Linked DNA regions of Homo sapiens: region 1 is linked to region 2. The links are chromatin loops, found by intact Hi-C in ENCODE. Cell type or tissue: heart right ventricle. All regions are shown on one strand. Each heading gives the region's core, and the rest is flanking DNA. Links, peaks and the distances in the headings are about the cores only. Region 1 overlaps LOC124906253 (keratinocyte proline-rich protein-like). Region 2 has its middle 82 kb from the start of TFRC.

The links. Hi-C counts contacts between places; a loop is a spot of excess contacts. Peaks named below come from ENCODE experiments on the same cell type or tissue, not always from the same donor. Only the 100,000 strongest peaks of a DNase experiment are listed, where the experiment ranks them.
Region 1: a loop joins it to region 2, with 11 times the contacts of the local background. A loop is called at or near these places in 10 of 110 quality-filtered maps.

The regions. Positions count from the first base shown.
Region 1 is chr3:195,938,492-195,947,038 of GRCh38, reverse strand. All of the region lies in intron 3 of LOC124906253 (keratinocyte proline-rich protein-like), which reads left to right. It also overlaps the pseudogene LOC124906254. Among named protein-coding and RNA genes, the nearest start is that of TNK2, 34 kb to the right of the region's middle. RefSeq lists enhancers at 5,773-6,442, 6,443-7,113. In heart right ventricle, for the core only: no CTCF peak of the experiment used is centred there; no DNase peak of the experiment used is centred there.
Region 2 is chr3:195,996,197-196,004,389 of GRCh38, reverse strand. It overlaps the pseudogene LOC100131360. Among named protein-coding and RNA genes, the nearest start is that of TFRC, 82 kb to the left of the region's middle. In heart right ventricle, for the core only: no CTCF peak of the experiment used is centred there; a DNase peak (open chromatin) is centred at 3,627; H3K27me3 peaks cover 436 bases.

The sequences.
Region 1 (8,547 bases), core at 1-8,000, 57 kb after region 2:
GTTCCCATCCTTAGCCTGGAGTCAAGGCCAGACTAGATCAGCCTAAGCCCAGCCATGCCACAGGTGCAGTAGTGAAGAGCAAATGCTAACTGTCCATGGAATTGACTTTCAAAGGGGCGTGTCATGTGCCTCATCCCAGCAACAGGGAAGGCATTTCTCTATCAGTCAGTTGGTAAATGATTATTGACAAACAATGTGCTGGGAAGGTGGAGTGATTTGAGTAGATTTGGCCTCTATTCTCATGGAGCTTCCTTTCTAGAGGGGAAGACACATGATGGATGGATAAATATAAATGATTCTAATAGGTTGGTGCAGCAGTCATTAAAAGTAATGGCAAAAAAAAAAAAAAAAAAGAAACGGGGAGGAGCCATTGCTGCCGTTCATTAATAGTAATGGCAAAACCCGCGATGACTTGTGCGCCAACCTAACCCAGTAACCAGGGGTGTGCAAATGTGGCGATGGGCAAGTTCCGAGTGCTAGGAGAGCATCTAGCTTCCCGGAGTCAGGAGACGGGGGTTGGCAACCTAACCAAGGTTAAGTCCAAGTGAGGGGGGTGGGCAGGGAGCGATATTTCAGTGGAGACTCCAAGGATGAATGGTATTTAGAGAGTAAACCCCGATAGAGAGGGTGTGTGTCTGGCACAGAGAAGAGCCTGTGCAAAAGCTGGTGGGGCGAGAGGACACCGTGTGTTCATCCACCTGAGGGGCGACCAGCAGGCTGGAGCTCAGCGGGTTGAGAGGAGGATGCAGAGCCCGGGAAAGGCACCCTAGGCAGAGGGCACAGAAGTGCAAAGGCCTGGAGTCAGGCCTGAGCCTGTGTGGTTTGAGGAACGGACAGAGGCCTGTCCGTCAGGAAGGGAATGGCACAGGGGAGAGACCTTAGGCCACAGCAGAGGGCAGGGCAGAGGGCAGGGCCGTGCTGGGCACTGTGGGCTGTGGATGGTGCTGGCATTTAAGAGGGGAGACCATAGACCAGGGCAGAGGGCAGGGCCGTGCTGGGCACTTTGGGCTGTGGATGGGAGCTGGCATTTATGCTCAGGTGATGGGAATGTGTTAAAAGATTTTAAGGAGGGGAGTAACAGTTGGGATTAATGTGTATTCTGGGAATCTCAACAAAGTAAATTCATAGTTTGAATTTTCATAAGACTTCTGCACAGGCAGAGAGAAATAAGATCGTGTCTACAGCTGTGTGATGATTTTATTGAAAAACTACTAAGTTTTTAAACGTGATTTCAAATGGTGTGTTTCTGTTTCACATTGGACATAAGTAGATTGCAAGGCTAATGGAAAGTAGAAAAGTTAACTCATGAACATAAAAGAGGTATCGATTTGAAAACAAAACATTTATTCATTTACTTCCGCTGCAGATTTCTTGACTGCTGAATTTCATGAGAAGGGATTGTTCAGGGAGGGACGTGGGGCTGAAGACCTGGAGAGGAGGTGGTGCTACCGCTGTTCAAATCTGAGGGTGGTGGAGATGGAGCCTTGGGGAGGAGCAGGTGCTGCCTTTTAAGTCTATGAGATTCGTTGAGCTGGAGGTCCAGGGAGGAGCCGGTGCTCCCACTGATGTCTTAGGTTGTGGAGCTGAAGACAATGAAGGAGCCAGTGTGGCTGTTCTGTGAGACTCGTGGAGCTGGAGATCCAGGTGGGAGAGGTGTTTTAGCTCGGGGAAGAGCTGATATTCTACCTTGAGGGTCCTGCAGCTGCAGATCCGGGGAGGAGCTGATGTTCTAGTTTGAGTGTCATGCAGCTGCAGACCCGGAGAGGAGCTGATGTTGTAGTTTGAGTGTCATGCAGCTGCAGACCTGGAGAGGAGCTGATGTTCTAGATTGAGGGTCGTGCAGCTGCAGACCTGGAGAGGAGCTGATGTTCTAGATTGAGGGTCGTGCACCTGCAGACCCGGGGAGGAGCTGATGTTCTAGTTTGAGGGTCTCCCAGCTGCAGACCTGGAGAGGAGCTGATGTTCTAGATTGAGGGTCATGCAGCTGCAGACCCGGAGAGGAGCTGATGTTCTAGATTGAGGGTCATGCAGCTGCAGACCCGGAGAGGTGCTGATGTTCTAGATTGAGGGTCATGCAGCTGCAGACCCGGAGAGGAGCTGATGTTCTAGATTGAGGGTCGTGCACCTGCAGACTCGGGGAGGAGCTGATGTTCTAGATTGAGTGTCATGCAGCTGCAGACCCGGAGAGGAGCTGATGTTCTAGATTGAGGTTCGTGCACCTGCAGACCCGGGGAGGAGCTGATGTTCTAGTTTGAGGGTCTCCCAGGTGCAGACCTGGAGAGGAGCTGATGTTCTAGATTGAGGGTCATGCAGCTGCAGACCCGGAGAGGAGCTGATGTTCTAGATTGAGGGTCTCCCAGCTGCAGACCCGGAGAGGAGCTGATGTTCTAGATTGAGGGTCTTGCACCTGCAGACCCGGGGAGGAGCTGATGTTCTAGTTTGAGGGTCGTGCAGCTGAAGACCTGTAGAGGAGCTGATGTTCTAGTTTGAGGGTCTTGCAGCTGAAGACTTGGGGAGGAGCTGATGTTGTTCGCGTTGAGGGTCTTTCAGTTGGAGACTCAGGGAGGAGCTGATGTTCTAGAATTAGGGTCATAGAACTGGAGCCCTGGAGAGAAGGTAATGTTCTAGTTTTAGGTTCTTGCAGCTGCAGACCCGGAGAGGAGCTGATGTTCTAGATTGAGGGTCATGCAGCTGAAGACTCGGGGAGGAGCTGATGTTCTAGTTTGAGGATCTTGCAGCTGCAGACCTGTAGAGGAGCTGATGTTCTAGATTGAGGGTCGTGCAGCTGAAGACTTGGGGAGGAGCTTTAGTTGTTCGCATTGAGGGTCTTTCAGTTGGAGACTCAGGGAGGAGCTGATGTTCTAGATTTAGGGTCACGGAACTGGAGACCTGGACAGAAGTTGATGTTCTAGTTTGAGTGTCTAGCAGCTGCAGATCCGGAGAGGAGCTGATGTTCTCATTTGAGGGTCTTGCAACTGCAGACCTGTAGAGGAGCTGATGTTCTAGATTGAGGGTCGTGCAGCTGCAGACCTGTAGAGGAGCTGATGTTCTAGATTGAGGGTCCTGCAGCTGAAGACTCGGGGTGGAGCTGATGTTGTAGTTGGAGGGTCATGCAGTTGAGGACTTCGGGAGGAGCTGATGTTGTTCGCGTTGAGGGTCTTTCAGCTGGAGACTCAGGGAGGAGCTGACAATCTTGATTGAGGTTCACGGAGCTGGAGACCCGGACAGGAGCTGATGTTCTAGCTAGTGGATCTTCCAGCTGCAGACCCAGAGAGGAGCTGATGTTCTAATTTTAGGTTCTTGCAGCTGCAGACCTGGAGAGGAGCTGATGTTCTAGATAGAGGGTCATGCAGCTGAAGACTCGGGGAGGAGCTGATGTTGTAGTTTGAGGGTCATGCAGTTGAGGACTTCAGGAGGAGCTGATGTTGTTCGCGTTGAGGGTCTTTCAGCTGGGGACTCAGGGAGGAGCTGATAATCTTGATTGAGGGTCATGGAGCTGGAGACCCAGACAGGATTTGATGTTCTAGTTAGTGGATCTTCCAGCTGCAGACCCAGGGAGGAGCTGATGTTCTAGTTTGAGGGTCGTGCAGCTGAAGACCCGGGGAGGAGCTGATGTTCTAGATTGAGGGTCGTGGAGCTGCAGACCCGGAGAGGAGCTGATGTTCTAGTTTGAGGGTCATGCAGCTGGAGACCTGGAGAGGAGCTGATGTTCTAGTTTGAGGTTCTTGTAGCTGCAGACCTGGAGAGGAGCTGATGTTCTAGATTGAGAGTCGTGCAGCTGTACACCTGGAGAGGAGCCAATGTTCTAGATTGAGACTCGTGCAGCTGCACACTTGGAGAGGAGCTGATGTTCTAGATTGATGGTCTTGCAGCTGCAGACCTGGAGAGGAGCTGATGTTCTAGTTTGAGGATCTTGGAGCTGCAGAGCCGGAGAGGAGCTGATGTTCTACTTTGAGGGTCATGCAGCTGGAGACGTGGAGAGGAGCTGATGTTCTAGTTTGAGGGTCATGCAGGTGAAGACTCGGTGAGGAGCTGATGTTCTACATGGAGGGTCTTGCAGCTGCAGAACTGTAGGAGAACTGATGTTCTAGTTTGAGGGTCTTGCAGCTGCAGACCTGGAGAGGAGCTGATGTTCTAGTTTGAGGGTCTTGCAGCTGCAAACCTGGAGAGGAGCTGATGTTCTAGATTGAGGGTCATGCAGCTGAAGACTCGGGGAGGAGCTGATGTTCTAGATTAAGGGTCATGCAGCTGAAGACTCAGGGAGGAGCTGAGGTTCTAGTTTGAGGGTCATGCAGCTGAAGACTCGGGAGGAGCTGAGATTCTAGTTTGAGGGTCATGCAGCAGAAGGCTCAGGGAGGAGCTGATGTTCTAGATTGAGGGCCCTACAGCTGCACACCTGAAGAGGAGTTGATGTTCGAGATTGAGGGTCGTGCAGCTGAATACTCAGAGAGGAGCTGATGTTATAGTTTGAGGGCCCTACAGCTGAAGACCCGGAGAGTATCTGATCTTCGAGATTGAGGGTCGTGCAGCTGAAGACTCCAGGAGGAGCTAAGGTGGTAATTTGAGGGTCTTGCAGCTGCTGACTTGGGGAGGAGCTGATGTTCTAGTTTGAGGGCCCTACAGTTGGAAATCTGTACAGGAGCTGATGTTCTAGTTTGAGGGTCGTGCAGGTGAAGACTCGGGGAGGAGCTGATATTCTAGTTTGAGGGCCGTGCAGCTAGAGATGCAGACAGGAGCTGATGTTGTAGTTTGAGGGTCGTACAGCTGAAGATTCAGGGAGGAGCTGCTGATGTATTTTTAGGGTCATGGAGCTGCAGACCCGGAGAGGAGCTGATGTTAAAGATTGAGGGTCATGCAGCTGAAGACTCTGGGAGGAGCTGACGTTCTAATTTGAGTTCCCTACAGGTGGACACCCAGAGAGGAGCTTATGTTCTAGATGAGGGTCATACAGCAGAAGACTCGGGGAAGAGCTGAGGTTGTAGTTTGAGGGTCGTGCAGCTGGAGAACCAGACAGGAGCTGATGTTGTAGATTGAGCGTCGTGCAGCTGAAGACTCGGGGAGGAGCTGATGTTGTTTGTTTTGAGGGTCTTTCAGCTGGAGACTCAGGGAGGAGCTGACGTTCTAGATTGAGGGTCTTGCAGCTGCAGACCCGGAGAGGAACTGATGTTCTAGATTGAGGGTCACGCAGCTGAAGACTTGGGGAGAAGCTGATGTTCTAACTTGAGGGTCGTGCAGCTGAGGACTCGGGGAGGAGCTGATGTTGACGGCTGTGCAGGTGGAGATCCGGCGGGGAGCTGATGTTCTGGTTTGAGGGCCGGGGAGCTGATGTTCCAGTTTGATGGCCGTGCACCTGGAGACCCAGGGAGGAACATCAAACTGGAACATCTGCTCCCCGCAGTGCCTCCAGCTGCATGGCTCCCAAACTGGAACATTGGTTCCCACCCGGGTCTCCAGCTGCACGGCCCTCAAACTGCAACATCGGCTACCCCCGAGTCTCCAGCTGCGCGGCCCTCAAACTGGAACATCAGCTCCCCACCGGGTCTCCAGCTTCACGGCCCTCAAACTGGAACTTCAGCTCCCCACCGGGTCTCCAGCTTCACGGCCCTCAAACTGGAACTTCAGCTCCCCACCGGGTATCCAGCTGCACGGCCCTCAGACTGGAACTTCAGCTCCCCACCGGGTATCCAGCGGCACGGCCCTCAGACTGGAACATCAGCTCCCCGCCGGGTCTCCAGCTGCACGGCCCTCAAACTGGAACTTCAGCTCCCCACCGGGTCTCCAGCTTCACGGCCCTCAAACTGGAACTTCAGCTCCCCACCGGGTATCCAGCTGCATGGCCCTCAGACTGGAACTTCAGCTCCCCACCAGGTCTCCAGCTGCACGGCCCTCAGACTGGAACATCAGCTCCCCGCCGGGTCTCCAGCTGCACGGCCCTCAAACTGGAATAGTTTGAACCCAGTGGGGATCTGATGTTCCAGTTTGAGGGCTGTGCAGCTGGAGACCCGGCAGGGAGCTGATGTTCCGGTTGTAGGGCTGTGCAGCTGGAGACCCGGGGGGAAGCTGATGGTCCAGTTGTAGGGCCGTGCTGCTGGAGACCCAAGGGTGGAGCTGATGTTCCAGTTTGAGGGCCGTGCAGTTGATGACCCGGCGGGGAGCTGATGTCCAAGTTTGAGGTCTGTGCAGCTGGAGACCCGCGGGGGAGCTGATGTTCCAGTTTGATGGCCATGCAGCTGGAGACTCTGATGGGAGCTGATGTTGCAATTTGAGGGCCATGCAGCTGGAGACCTGGCGGGGAGGTGATGTTCCAGTTTGAGGGCCATGCAGCTGGTGACCTGGCAGGGAGCTGATGTTCCAGTTTGAGGCCCGTGCTCCTGGAGACCTAGCGGGGAGCTGATGTTCCAATTTGAGGGCCGTGCACCTGGAGACCTGGCGGGGAGCTGATGTTCCAGTTTGAGGGCTGTGCAGCTGGATACCCAGCAGGGAGCTGATGTTGCAGTTTGAGGGCCGTGCACCTGGAGACCCGGCGGGAAGCTGATGTTCCAGTTTGAGGGCCGTGCAGCTGGAGACCTGGCGGGGAACTGATGTTCCAGTTTGAGGGCCGTGCATCTGGAGACCTGGGCGGGGAGCTAATGTTCCAGTTTAAGGCCATGCAGCTGTATACCCGGTGGGGAGTTGATGTTCCAGTTTGAGGGCCGTGCATCTGGAGACCCGGTGAGGAGCCAGTGTTGCAGTTTGAGGGCCGTGGAGCTGGAGACCCGGCGGGGAGCTGATGTTCCAGGTTGACGCGGTGTAGCTGGAGACCCGGGGGGAACTGATGTTGCAGTTTGAGGGCCGTGCATCTGGAGACCTGGTGGGGAGCCAGTGTTGCAGGTTGAGGACCGTGCAGCTGGAGACCCTGTGGGGAGCTGATGTTCCTGTTTGAGAGCCGTGCAGCTGGAGACCCTGTGGGGAGCAGATGTTCCTGTTTGAGAGCCGTGCAGCTGGAGACCCGGTGGGGAGCTGATGTTGCAAGTTGAGGGCTGTGCACCTGGAGCCCCGGGGTGGAGCTGATATTCCAGTTTGAGGGTCGTGCAGCTGGCGATCTGGTGGGGAGCTGATGTTCCAGTTTGAGGGCCATGCAGCTGGGGACCCGGCAGGGAGCTCATGTTCCAGTTTGCAGGCAGTGCACCTGGAGACCCGGCGGGGAGCTGATGTTCCAGTTTGAGGTCCGTGCAGCTGGAGATCTGGTGGGGGAGCTGATGTTCCAGTTTGAGGGCCCTGCAGCTGGAGACCCATGGGGATCTGATGTTCCAGTTTGAGGGTGGTGCTGCTGGCGACCCAGGCGGGAGCTGATGTTCTAGTTTTAGGGACCTACAGCTGGAGACCCGGGGAGGAGCTGATGTTCCCTTTCGAGGGCTGTGCAGGTGGAGACCTGGGGAGGAACTGATGTTGTTCTAATTTGAGTGTGGTGCAGCTGGAGATCCAGGGATGAGATGGCCCTGCGGTTCAAATATGAGGGTCCCGGAGCTGGACTCTACGTGAGGAACCAATGCTGCCTCTGATGTCTTAGGTTGTGGAGCTGGAAACTCGCGGAGGAGCTGGTATTGGTGTTTCTAGTTGAGGGTTGTGGTATTTCCAGGGTTTCACAAAGGCCAGATTTTATTTCAGTTACTCAGAAGAGAAAGAAAATGTCTTCTGAAAGAGGTGAATTCAATCATTACCAATAGAAAAAGTATCCACTGTATTTATCTCTTATACCAACAGAAAAATATAACATTTTCCCCCTTAGAATAATATATACATATATATAAAACTTAAGGTTCTATTGTATGTAGCCGAACAATACAATCTGGAAACCAGCATGAAACTCTATTATTCACATGTTAAAATGTTGAAACTATGACCAAAATATGAAAACTGCTAGAGCTATCAGAAAGACACAAGACAAAAAGCTTCTTGCATATGTATAAACTAAATGTGATAATCTCAAAAAACTGTTCAAAATTATAATTACTTTCCAGTTTAAAGACTTCAGTCCTAAATTAAAAAAAAAACTTCTATATACAAACCACTGATTTGCCCAGACCAAAAAAAGAAAGAAAGAAAGAAAGAGAAATCAGCGGTAAGGTAAGCAGGACCCAGAGGAGCTGATATTCACAGTTCTTACATGGACAACTCTTTCAGGAATTATCCATAAAGTACTTTATTTTACAACCTGCTTTTCTTGTAAAACTAAAGGTGCACGTTTTTACATAAAAGTTTTACACAGTGTTAAAACCAGAACTGTGTGTAAAATACTGCATGTATATGTTTCTAAATAGTCTTGTTCCAGTGGTTCATCGGTGACTTCTGTGGCTTCGTCATCATTTTCCATGGATGATTCTGAAAGAATCTCTCCAGTTTTACTGGAATTGGATCCTACTAATTCTTCTGTTTCACGGCAGTCAGAAGAACCACTACTTTCAGGGCCTTCGTTTTCACTACCTTCAGAATGTAGTAAATCTTTCTCAGCTTGAGACACATCAGATTCCTCCATTTCATTATTTTCCTCAGAAGTCTCTTCATTCA
Region 2 (8,193 bases), core at 1-8,000:
GCTGCAGACCCGGAGAGGAGCTGATGTTCTAGATTGAGGGTCATGCAGCTGAAGACTCGGGGAGGAGCTGATGTTGTAGTTTGAGGGTCGCGCTGTTGAGGACTCGGGGAGGAGCTGATGTTCACGTTGAGGGTCTTTCAGCTGGAGACTCAGGGAGGAGCTCATGTTCTAGTTTTAGATTGTTGCAGCTGAAGACTCAGGGAGGAGCTGATGTTCTAGATTGAGGGTCGTGCAGCTGAAGACTCAGGGAGGAGCTGATGTTGTTCGCATTGAGGGTCTTTCAGGTGGAGACTCAGGGAGGAGCTGATAATCTTGACTGAGGGTCATGGAGCTGGAGTCCCGGACAGGAGCTGATATTCTAGTTAGTGGATCTTCCAGTTGCAGACCCAGGGAGGAGATGATGTTCTACTTTTATGTTCTTGCAGCTGCAGACCTGGAGAGGAGCTGATGTTCTAGATTGAGGGTCATGTAGCTGAAGACTCGGCGAGGAGCTGATGTTGTAGTTTTAGGGTCATGCAGTGGAGGACTCGGGGAGGAGCTGATGTTGTTCTCATTGAGGGTCTTTCAGGTGGAGACTCGGGGAGGAGCTGATGTTCTACTCTTAGGTTCTTGCAGCTGCAGACGCGGAGAGGAGCTGATGTTCTAGATTGAGGGTCGTGCAGCTGAACTCGGGGAGGAGCTGAAGTTGTAGTTTGAGGGTCGCGCTGTTGAAGACTCGGGGAGGAGCTAATGTTGTTTGCGTTGAGAGTCTTTCAGCTGGAGACTCAGGGAGGAGCTGATAATCTTGACTGTGGGTCATGGAGCTGGAGACCCGGACAGGAGCTAATGTGCTAGTTAGTGGATCTTCTAGCTGCAGACACGGAGAGGAGCTGATGTTCTAGATTGAGGGTCGTGCAGCTGAAGACTCGGCGAGGAGCTCATATTGTAGTTTGAGGGTCATGCAGTTGAGGACTCAGGGAGGAGCTGATGTTGTTCTCGTTGAGGGTCTTTCAGGTGGAGATTCAGGGAGGAGCTGATAATCTTGATTGAGGGTCATGGAGCTGGAGACCCGGACAGGAGCTGATGTTCTAGTTAGTGGATCTTCCAGCTGCAGACCCAGGGAGTAGGTGATGTTCTACTTTTAGGTTCTTGCAGCTGCAGACCTGGAGAGGAGCTGATGTTCTAGATTGAGGGTCGTGCAGCTGAAGACTCGGGGAGGAGCTGATGGTCTAGTTTGAGGGTCGCACTGTTGAGGACTTGGGGAGGAGCTAATGTTGTTTGCATTGAGAGCCTTTCAGCTAGAGACTCAGGGAGGAGCTGATAATCTTGATTGAGGGTCATGGAGCTGGAGACCTGGACAGGAGCTAATGTTCTAGTTAGTGGATCTTCTAGCTGCAGACGCGGAGAGGAGCTGATGTTCTAGATTGAGGGTCGTGCAGCTGAAGACTCGGGGAGGAGCTGATGTTCTAGATTGAGGGTCCTGCAGCTGAAGACTCGGGGAGGAGCTGGTGTTGTAGTTTGAGGGTGGTGCAGTTGAGGACTCGGGGAGGAGCTGATGTTGTTCACATTGAGGGTCTTTCAGCTGGTGATTCAGGGAGGAGCTGATAATCTTGATTGAGGGTCATGGAGCTGGAGACCCAGACAGGAGTTGATGTTCTAGTTAGTGGATCTTCCAGCTGCAGACCCAGGGAGGAGCTGATGTTCTAGTTTGAGGGTCGTGCAGCTGAAGACCTGGGGTGGAGCTGATGTTCTAGATTGAGGGTCGTGCAGCTGCAGACCTGGGGAGGAGCTGATGTTCTAGTTTGAGGGTCTTGCAGCTGCAGACTTGGGGAGGAGATGATGTTTTTCGCGTTGAGGGTCTTTCAGTTGGAGACTCAGGGAGGAGCTGATGTTCTAGATTTAGAGTCACGGAACTGGAGACCTGGAGAGAAGATGATGTTCTAGTTTCAGGGTCTTGCAGCTGCAGATCCAGAGAGGAGCTGATGTTCTAGATTGAGGGTCATGCTGCTGAAGACTCGGGCAGGAGCTGATGTTCTAGTTTGAGGGTCTTGCAGCTGCAGACCTGGAGAGGAGCTGATGTTCTAGTTTGAAGGTCTTGCAGCTGCAGACCTGGAGAGGAGCTGATGTTCTAGATTGAGGGTCATGCAGGTGAAGACTCAGGGAGGAGCTGATGTTCTAGTTTGAGGGTCTTGCAGCTGCAGACCTGGAGAGGAGCTGATGTTCCAGTTTGAGGGTCTTGCAGCTGCAGACCTGGAGAGGAGCTGATGTTGTAGTTTGAGGGTCTTGCAGCTGCAAACCTGCAGAGGAGCTGATGTTCTAGATTGAGGGTCATGCAGGTGAAGACTCAGGGAGAAGCTGATGTTCTAGTTTGAGGGTCTTCTGCAAACCTGGAGAGGAGCTGATGTTCTAGATTGAGGGTCGTGCAGCTGAAGACTCGGGAGGAGCTGAGGTTCTAGATTAAGGGTCGTGCAGCTGAAGACTCGGGGAGGAGCTGAGGTTCTAGTTTGAGAGTCATGCAGCTGAAGACTCGGGAGGAGCTGATGTTCTAGATTGAGGGCCCTACAGCTGCAGACCCAGAGAGTATCTGATGTTCGAGATTGAGGGTCATGCAGCTGAAGACTCCGGGAGGAGCTGAGTTGGTAATTTGAGGGTCTTGCAGCTGCCGACTCGGGGAGGAGCTGATGTTCTAGTTTGAGGGCCCTACAGTTGGAAATCTGTACAGGAGCTGATGTTCTAGTTTGAGGGTCGTGCAGCTGAAGACTCGGGGAGGAGCTGATATTCTAGTTTGAGGGCTCTGCAGCTGGAGGTGCAGACAGGAGCTGATGTTGTAGTTTGAGGGTCGTACAGCTGAAGATTCAGGGAGGAGCTGCTCATGTATTTTTAGGGTCATGGAGCTGCAGACCTGGAGAGGAGCTGATGTTAAAGATTGAGGGTCATGCAGCTGAAGACTCTGGGAGGAGCTGACGTTCTAATTTGAGGTCCCTACAGGTGGACACCCAGAGAGGAGCTTATGTTCTAGATTGAGGGTCATGCAGCAGAAGACTCGGGGAAGAGCTGAGGTTGTAGTTTGAGGGTCGTGCAGCTGGAGAACCAGACAGGAGCTGATGTTGTAGATTGAGTGTCGTGCAGCTGAAGACTCGGGGAGGAACTGATGTTGTTCGCTTTGAGGGTCTTTCAGTTGGAGACTCAGGAAGGAGCTGATGTTCTAGATTTAGGGTCATGGAACTGGAGACCTGGAGGGAAGCTGATGTTGTAGTTTGAGGGTCTTGCAGCTGCAGAACTGGAGAGAAGCTGATGTAGTTTCAGGGTCTTGCAGCTGCAGACCCAGAGAAGAACTGATGTTCTAGATTGAGGGTCACGCAGCTGAAGACTTGGGGAGAAGCTGATGTTCTAACTTGAGGGTCGTGCAGCTGAGGACTCGGGGAGGAGCTGATGTTGACGGCTGTGCAGCTGGAGATCCGGCGGGGAGCTGATGTTCCGGTTTGAGGGCCGGGGAGCTGATGTTCCAGTTTGATGGCCATGCAGCTGGAGACTCTGATGGGAGCTGATGTTGCAATTTGAGGGCCATGCAGCTGGAGACCTCGTGGGGAGGTGATGTCCCAGTTTGAGGGCCATGCAGCTGGTGACCTGGCAGGGAGCTGATGTTCCAGTTTGAGGTCCGTGCTCCTGGAGACCTGGCGGGGAGCTGATGTTCCAGTTTGAGGGCTGTGCATGTGGAGACCTGGGCAGGGAGCTGATGTTCCAGTTTAAGGCCATGCAGCTGTATACCCGGTGGGGAGTTGATGTTCCAGTTTGAGGGCTGTGCATCTGGAGACCCGGTGGGGAGCCAGTGTTGCAGGTTGAGGGCCATGGAGCTGGAGACCCGGGGGGGAGCTGAAGTTCCAGGTTGACGCGGTGTAGCTGGAGACCCAGGGGGGAACCGATGTTGCAGTTTGAGGGCCGTGCAGCTGGAGACCCTGTGGGGAGCTGATGTTCCTGTTTGAGAGCCGTGCAGCTGGAGATCTGGTGGGGAGCTGATGTTCCAGTGTGAGGGCCGTGCAGCTGGAGACCTGGTGGGGAGCTGATGTTCCAGTTTGAGGGCCGTGCAACTGGATACCCGGCAGGGAGCTGATGTTCCAGTTTGAGGGCCGTGGAGCTGGAGACCCGGGTTGGGGGGAGCTGATGTTCCAGGTTGAGGGCTGTGGAGCTGGAGACCCGGGTTCGGGGGAGCTGATGTTCCAGGTTGAGGGCCATGCTGCTGGAGACCCAGCGGGGAGCTGATGTTGCAGTTTGAAGTGGTGCAGCTGGAGACCCAGGGGGGAACTGATGTTGCAGTTTGAAGCGGTGCAGCTGGAGACCCAGCGGGGAACTGATGTTGCAATTTGAGGGCCATGCAGCTGGAGACCCTGTGGGGAGCTGATGTTCCTGTTTGAGGGCCTGGGAGCTGATGTTCCTGTTTGAGGGCCTGGGAGCTGATGTTCCAGTTTAAGTCCATGCAGCTGGAGACCCTGTGGGGAGCCGATGTTCCAGTTTGAGGGCCGTGCATCTGGAGATCTGGTGGGGAGCTGATGTTGCAGGTTGAGGGCCGTGGAGCTGGAGACCTGGTTGGGGAGCTGATGTTCCAGTTTGAGGGCCGTGAAGCTGGAGACCCGGGGGGGAACTGATGTTGCAGTTTGAGGGCCATGCAGCTGGGTACCTGGCTGAGAGCTGATGTTGCAGTTTGAGGGCTGTGCACCTGGAGCCCCGGGGTGGAGCTGATATTCCAGTTTGAGGGCCGTGCAGCTGGAGACCTGACGGGAGCTGATGTTCCAGTTTGCAGGCCGTGCATCTGGAGACCCGGCAGGGAGCTGATGTTCCAGTTTGAGGGCCGTGCATCTGGAGTCCCAGTGGAGAGCTGATGTTGCAGGTTGAGGGCTGTGCACCTGGAGCCCCAGGGTGGAACTGATATTCCAGTTTGAGGGCCATGCACCTGGAGATCTGGTGGGGAGCTGATGCTCCAGTTTGAGGGCCAAGCAGCTGGAGACCCGGCAGGGAGCTCATGTTCCAGTTTGCAGGCAGTGCAGCTGGAGACCCGGCGGGTTGCTGATGTTCCAGTTTGAGGTCCATGCAGCTGGAGATCTGGTGGGGAGCTGATGTTCCAGTTTGAGGGCCCTGCAGCTGGAGACCCATGGGGATCTGATGTTCCAGTTTGAGGGTGGTGCAGCTAGCGACCCAGGCGGGAGCTGATGTTCTAGTTTTAGGGCCCTGCAGCTGGAGACCCGGGGAGGAGCTGACGTTCCCGTTTGAGGGCTGTGCAGGTGGAGACCTGGGGAGGAGCTGATGTTGTTCTAATTTGAGTGTGGTGCAGCTGGAGATCCAGGGATGAGATGGTCTTGCGGTTCAAATATGGGGGTCCCGGAGCTGGAATCTACGTGAGGAACCAATGCTGCCTCTGATGTCTTAGGTTGTGGAGCTGGGAACTCACGGAGGAGCTGGTATTGGTGTTTCTAGTTGAGGGTCGTGGTATTTCCAGGGTTTCACAAAGGCCAGATTTTATTTCAGTTACTCAGAAGAGAAAGAAAATGTCTTCTGAAAGAGGTGAACTCAGTCATTACCAATAGAAAAAGTATCCACTGTATTCATCTCTTATACAAACAGAAAAATATAACATTTTCCCCCTTAGAATAATATATATATATATACACAACTTAAGGTTCCATTGTATGTAGCCGAACAATACAATCTGGAAACCAGCATGAAACCCTATTATTCACATGTTAAAATGTTGAAACTATGACCAAAATATGAAAACTGCTAGAGCTATCAGAAAGACACAAGACAAAAAGCTTCTTGCATATGTATAAACTAAATGTGATAATCTCAAAAAACTGTTCAAAATTATAATTACTTTCCAGTTTAAAAACTTTAATCCTAAATTTTTAAAAAAAATCTATATACAAACCACTGATTTGCCCAGACCAAAAAAAGAAAGAAAGAAAGAAAGAAAGAAAGAAATCAGTGGTAACGTAAGCAGGACCCAGAGGAGCTGATATTCACAGTTCTTACATGGACAACTCTTTCAGGAATTATCCATAAAGTACTTTATTTTACAACCTGCTTTTCTTGTAAAACTAAAGGTGCGCGTTTTAACATAAAAGTTTTATACGGTGTTAAAACCAGAACTGTGTGTAAAATACTGCATGTAAATGTTTCTAAATAGTCTTGTTCCATTGGTTCATCGGTGACTTCTGTGGCTTCGTCATCATTTTCCATGGATGATTCTGAAAGAATCTCTCCAGTTTTACTGGAATTGGATCCTACTAATTCTTCTGTTTCACGGCAGTCAGAAGAACCACTACTTTCAGGGCCTTCGTTTTCACTACCTTCAGAATGTAGTAAATCTTTCTCAGCTTGAGACACATCAGATTCCTCCATTTCATTATTTTCCTCAGAAGTCTCTTCATTCACAGTTGAGGCATCATCAGATTCTTTTTCTTGTTTATTTCTTTCTGGGATCATTTCTCTTGATGTCATAAAAGACTCTAAAACTAAGCAAATGTTGTTGTACTTAAATTTTATTTTCAAAATACCTCCACAGTTAAGTTTCATGAATTCTGATGTTCTGTAGTTCAAATCACATCCCCTGAAATTCAGCAGCAACTGCATACAGGTGGGAGAAAAGCCCAGCGTCGGCATTACAAGGAGTTCCATGATGTACAGTTCTTTCACGAAAACAATGAATGCAAGAATTTGAGGATCTCCTTACTCCTCCCTTTTACAGATGGTCTCTCAATCCCTTCTTCTTCCTCTTCATCTTCTTCATCCTCTTCTGAACGCGCTGCCGGGTACCACGGCTTTCTTTGTCTTTATCATGGGATGAAGGTGATGCTTCTGTTTCTTCTACCACAACTGAAGAAATTTCGCTGCAAGTCGCTTGACTGGCTATTTCTCCGACTTCGCCTTTTTGTCAAACCTGAGTCTTTTTACCTCATGCCCCTCAGCTTCCACAGCATCTTCATCTGGATGTTTATTTCTCAAAGGGCTCACTGAGGAAACTTCTGATTCAGATGTCGAAGAGTCACTGTGAGTTTTCTCTTCATTTTGCTGCAAATTTGCCTCTTTGCTGTCTGTGCTATCAGGCCACCCATTTGTTGTCATGGGGGCTGACAGAGAAACCTTTGGTCGATTACGTGGCCTGGGTGTCCCAGGCCCATTTATATTAGACCTCTCAGTATAGCTTGGTGCATTTCCAGGAAACATCACACCATTCATTCGATTTAAACTATTGGAATTGTTTTTCTCTGAAGAAGGATAAACACAGCTAACAACCATCACGTTCTTTTCTACTCCTCTGAGAAATTTGTCTGTTCCTGTATAGTTTCTCCTTGGATCTGTTAACAATTCAATAGTCGCTGAATAGTAAAAGGGATACGGTTAAATCCAGTGACAGTTTTCAGTATTCTTCCCTTTGTTGCATCAAAGGGAATATATTCGACATTAGGGTTGGGAGGACCTCTTGGCACAGGAGCTGAAGTTCTGAAATCATCCATCACTTTCTCCAGTTTGAAAATAAAATAGCCTTTAAATTGGGACCACGGAATCTGTTTCTCCAGTCTTGGCTACATGACAAAGGAGCTGATCCAGGACAGGACAGACTTTCTTTTTCGCCTCTTCTCAAAATCTTCCAGTGCCTCCTGGAGCCTGTCGACGTCCATGGCTTCCCGGAGTCCCTCACAGCCTCCGCCTCCCTCCGCGGGTCTCTTGGGGACCGGAACGCCTCCCCCCACCCCCCGACGTCCTCCCACTCCCTCGCACACCCTCCAGCACGCAGGCCAAGTGGGGTGGGGGGGAACGAAGGGAGCCAGGGGAAGCGTGTGAGAGAGTGAGACCGACAGAGTGAGCACCTCCCCAAGCCGCTACCACCAGCCCTCCAACATGGCGCCTGGCACGTCACCCTAAAAAGTCATTTCTTGGAGAAGCGATGGATGACAGAGATTAATCTGAGAGTTACTATTAATGGAGAAACTTAGAACTTACCATTTTTCCTGTGAGGTTTCGGTGCTGATACTTCTATTCTGTGAGTTCTGGCAATTGTGTCCGTTCACCCAGCCTGGTGATGCAGCAGGTGTCACAGAAGGACCCTGTCCCAGCTGGTCCTGCTCCACTGCTAGGATGGTGTGGCCTCTGATCTGTGACCGTGTCTTGAGGGGAGACCAGGCCCTTGATCACAAGCGTATCCATGGTGAGGTTCCGTGG